Regions from separate parts of the Homo sapiens genome. Here region 2 is linked to region 1. A link is a loop called in an ENCODE intact Hi-C map of the cell type or tissue named here. Cell type or tissue: PC-9. All regions are shown on one strand.

What was found. A loop is a pair of places that touch in the nucleus more often than their neighbours do. Peaks named below come from ENCODE experiments on the same cell type or tissue, not always from the same donor. Only the 100,000 strongest peaks of a DNase experiment are listed, where the experiment ranks them.
Region 2: a loop joins it to region 1, with 2.4 times the contacts of the local background. A loop is called at or near these places in 4 of 110 quality-filtered maps.

The regions. Positions count from the first base shown.
Region 1 is chr10:72,833,465-72,835,964 of GRCh38, forward strand. It overlaps MCU (mitochondrial calcium uniporter), which reads left to right. Exons shown (of 8, transcript NM_138357.3): 2 at 895-964. Among named protein-coding and RNA genes, the nearest start is that of OIT3, 59 kb to the right of the region's middle. In PC-9, CTCF peaks have their summits at 956 (motif pointing left) and 1,155; a DNase peak (open chromatin) is centred at 947.
Region 2 is chr10:72,783,863-72,786,362 of GRCh38, forward strand. The region is part of intron 1 of MCU (mitochondrial calcium uniporter); the gene reads left to right. Among named protein-coding and RNA genes, the nearest start is that of MIR4676, 64 kb to the left of the region's middle. In PC-9, no CTCF peak of the experiment used is centred here; a DNase peak (open chromatin) is centred at 959; H3K27ac peaks cover 1,233 bases.

The sequences.
Region 1 (2,500 bases):
AATCATTTAGGACTCTGTGACAATGCACACCTTAATACAGCTTAGTAGATACTAAATGATTTTTCTTTGTGCTGATGGAATGGAATATGTCAGGCCTGAAGCTGGTATATTGGATTTTGTTCAGTTAATGCCTGCCCTTCCTCTTCCTTTGATACTTTTTGGGGTTGGGAAAGTAAAAGATACAAAGGAATAAATTAAGCATTTGGCAAGTGAGAAATGTATTCAGTATTCATTCTGAAACATGGTTTAGTTATGAGAACCTGAGTCCCAGATCCACATCCACAGTGATTGCTCTTCGAGGAAGTAGTAGAGGTGGATGTGAGTGTGAGTGATTTTTTCTAACACTCTGAAGCGGTCGTGATTAAGGACTCAACTAGTGAGGTTGCCTCTCCAGGTTTTTTAAAAAGGAGAGTGAACATAAAGACCAGATGCCTACTCAATAATAGTAAATTCTTGATACAGCTACTTAATAACTCTCATACCTGGTAAGAGATAGGAAGGAGACGCAGATCTGAAAGGTAACCGGAGGAAGAAAAAGCCAGAAAGTTTACTTGAGGCCTGGTAGCACCTAGAATCAATATTAAATGTTTTTAAAAGTACATAAAACATGATTTGTATAATTCTAATTTTGTTTAATGTAACATGTATACTTGTGTTTGTATATGTAAATGTGTTTGCATAAATCTTGAAAACATACCAAAATGTTCACCACTATTATTTCAGGATGATAGGAGTTTGAAAGACTTTTATTTTCTTTTATCTGTATTTTTAAAGTTTTCTACAAAGCATGCATATTACTTAAGTAATCATATGTATATATTTATTATATACACACACATAAGTATATGTTTGTTGTTCCATTCTGACAGTAGATGTATCTTTTGTGTTTTCTAGGTACACCAGAGGATCGCTTCCTGGCAGAATTTGGGAGCTGTTTATTGCAGCACTGTTGTGCCCTCTGATGGTGAGTTTCAGCAAATCCACCTTTTATGTCTAATATTATTTCCTTCTTAGCTCAGTGTTTCCTATTCTCTGACACAAAAATTTATAAACCATACTCTTTCAGTTAAGGTGGGCTTAGGGGTCAGAGAGAGAAAGGAGGAGAAGGAAAATAAAATTTGGATGAGAATCTAGTGAGTTTAGAGAAGAAACCAAGAAGAAACACTAAGTTCCATTAAGACTTTATAGGTTAAATGATCATTTATCTTTTATTTTTGAGATGGAGCCTTGGTCTGTCGCCCAGGTGGAGTGCAGTGGCGCGATCTCAGCTTAGTGCAGCCTCTGCCTCCTGGATTCAAGCAATTCTCCTGCCTCAGCCTCCCAAGCAGCTGGGACCAGGCGAGCACCACCATGCCCAACTAATTTTTGTATTTTTTGTAGAGACAGGGTTTCACCATGTTGGCCAGACTAGTCTCGAACCCACGTGATCCGCCCACCTCGGCCTCCCAAAGTGCTGGGATTATAGGCATGAGCCACTGTGCCCAGCCTCATTTATCTGTTAAAACTAGGGACATAGTTAATGTGAAGATCACAGAAGCACCATCTTTGGTGTTTTCTAACCATTGGGTCTTCACATTATGGATAATGATCAAACACTCCAGCCTCTTGTTGTATCAGAGCCTAGACAGAAGGAACTCAAAGTCTGAGACCTCCTGCTCTTGCTTATCTTTTTCCCTACTTAGGCATAGGACTGCAATACTCTTCTTTGATGTGGGAAGGGATAAACAGATGCTTGGAGACCAATGCAATCCTTCGTAAATGTCTATGATGCTATAAACTGGCGACAGGATCCAAACCTTTGTTGTTTTTATGGTAGTGGAGGGAGATGTGTTTACAACTCTTATTGTCATTTCTCTTACCCGGTATTGTGCATTTACAGTTTAGGTTGCTTAGTTTAGGGGTTGACTGTTAGATATGTTTCCTCTGTATAAAGTTTAGTTTGATAGAGCTCTGATTTCAACCTTAGAAACATTAATTCGTAAGCATAACAACCACTGAAAGAGCATCCTGCAAATTTACAAGGGTGCCTAAAACTAAAGAAGCCCAGAAAATGAATCATGAGAACACTAGAATCCCCAACATTTAGTCAGTATAATATTTGCAGTGTTATCAGAATCACCTCCCAAAGCTGTTACGTGAATTTATAGACAGTGTGCTCATATTTGCCAAATCTTCTAAATTTGGAAGAAAAATCCATTGTGATTACTCATTTGTAATATGGAAAGGTTAAAAAGGGGAAAATAGACCAAAATCAAAATAAGGAAAATATTAGCTGGCTCTCTGTTTCCAGTCTCTTAAAGACAAAAAACTAAAAATTAGTACCAATTAATGTATAAGTTAAAAAGCAGCACTTAGCACTGTGTTGTGGCCAGAAAGGTAGCTGTGTTGCCCCCAGTCAAGAGTCAGTATGTACCCAGATAACAGTACTTTCTACGTGGCCAAGAGCCAGAGGACCATAATGCCACCTGGCTATGCTACATATTCCTTTCCCTCCTTAAGC
Region 2 (2,500 bases), 50 kb before region 1:
TATTTCTTTTTAAAAAATTGTTTTACTTTGTTCTTGACTCTTTAGTTTCAAAAGCAGATTAAGGAAAAGCTTATTAGGAAGTCTAGAGCCATAGGCACTATAGAAATTACCAGCCCCCAAAAGTCAATACCCAGTTACTTTACCTTTTTGGCTGTTCCACGTAATTAACCCTGCTGCTTGATCCAAGTGAAGCCGGGGGAAAGCCGGGCACCGTTGGATGGTGTAGCTCCTTGCTTAACCCCTCATGTTGTACTGCAAAGATGAATGCCCACTTACCTGGATCTCTCAGGGGATGACATTTTCCAAAAGAAGATTTTCTTCTGCTCCCTCTTGAGAACAATATAAAGAGTATGTAATTCAGAGAGATTACTTTGAATTTCACTAAAAGGGAAGTACAAAGGCTTTGTTTTTTCAGATCCTATCAAATTAATACTGTCACGTTTGGAAAATGTTGCTCTGTTTTGATAGATCTCTTAGAAGGATGTGTCTTATGCAAATAGTAATTGTGATTTTTAAAGCTAATATAAATGTGATTCATTTACTTAAAATCAAGCCACCTTGTAGCTGTGAGTAATTTTCCCATTTTGTTGAAGGTAAGTACAATTTTTAATTGGCTACATTTGGTTGCAGGAGAGGTTAAAGAATAGATTTAAGTAGGCATGTCTGAAAAGGACAGAAAGTTCCACAAAGCAGTTGTCAGCAGGGATTAGATCTCTGGATGTCCTTGTTTGTCAGGAAAAGCCTTCTGTGTATCCAGTAGCTTCTGAAAATGTTAATGTGGCACTGTGCAGGGAGTCAAGGGAACAGTCTCCTCATTTTCAGTGCAGGATGCTAGGGAAAGCCTGTCCGTATGTGTGCGTGGGTGTGTGAGTGAGGGCTGGCTGTGCACCCTGCCTCTCTGGCTGAAGTAAGTTGCAGAGCAGCTTTGCCTTTTCATGGGCTTGGGTGTGGGGAATCCCTCCTACCAAGAGTATTTTGGGAAATTCCTAAATGCTGATGTGTTCTCAGCTCTATATAATGCCCTTGTTGGAGTGAGGAGCAAAACACACATGGATAATGATTTTAAAGCACCAGTCAACCAATTCCTGGTGTGTGTGTCTTTTACTTGCTTGATAGAGCTGTTCAAGGAGAATCTTGCGTTGTCAAGGATTTTAGGCTTCTACATAGTACAGGGATTGCTCTTCTTTTCCTTTTCCAGGGCTCTTCCTGTCTCTAGATATTTAGCATACAGATGCAGTTTCATGATGTAGCACGAGAATCTCCCACATTTCCACATATATTACACAGTCGGCGAAGCAAGTGGTAGTGGTGGCTGCTCCAGCCAAACCTGGCAGTGCTACTGCCGTCACTTTTCTAATAACCTTGGTGTCTCTGCAACAAGGTTAGTGGTGGTGTTTACCAAAGCTACAACTTTGTTTCTCCTTTCTCTTTCCCTGCTTCTGTTGTCTCCCTGTCTCCCCTCCTGCTGCCCCCTACCACTTAGGTTAATGAACTTCCCTGTGGTATGCAGAAACTAGTCAGACATGCATCTTTAAAACACATTTTAGAGTTTTCAAAAATGTGCATAATAGAAATATATCCTAAAGTTCAAAAACATTCTGAGATTGTCACAGTTAGTGGCAGATTAAGGAAACAGAATATAAAATAGCCAAATATATTCCAGGAAGTCATGCTTGTTGAGTAGGCATTTATCTGACAGATTGAAATGAGCTTCTTTTGTGTGTTGGCTCATAGTCCAGAATTGCAAGTTTTTCACTTTTAGTGTTTATGTAAAATTCTCCTGCTGGCTCATTTCATGGAAATAAAGGCTCACTTCATCTGTAACTTGTATCTGTAGTAAGACCCTTACAAGGGCTGCAATTTTCATCTTGGTTTAATTTGCAAGAAAAACATTATTATGTACGTATAGCTACTTGTTTTAATTTAGTGTCAATTGTCAATGTCGTAGTAGAAATGGATGAAGAAAATCCTTTTGGAAAGGAGATTTTTATAGAAATCAAAGGAGTATTGCCCAGCAACTCTTAATAGGTGTTTACTGAATATATACTATGGGAATGTATTGCACGCTTTAGAGATTCTAAAGAATAACATATCCTTGCCTACAAGGTGTTGCTTACCAATTTGAGGAGATGAAGATTGTCCGTAGAATAGGGACTGAACAAGCACTGTGTGAAAAAACGGTATTATGCTGTGCAATAAAATTTCAAGAATAGGATAATACATAAAGGAACGATTTGCTGTGGAGATCATTTCATTATATGTGAGATTGATGTCCAGAGATGTCATCCAGTTTAGTTAATGTAGTTCTGGCTAGCTGTTTGTGGAATTCTGGCTAGTTTGTTTTTTTAATGTCCTTATCCTGTTTCTTGTGTTATACTTGAACACATCAACATAGAGTGAGAAGTTACTGTTTTTGTTACCTAAAAATGAGTCACATAGTAAAAAGAGATGGGTTGAGAATCAGATATATTTGATTTCAGATCCTGGCTGTGCTCATTCT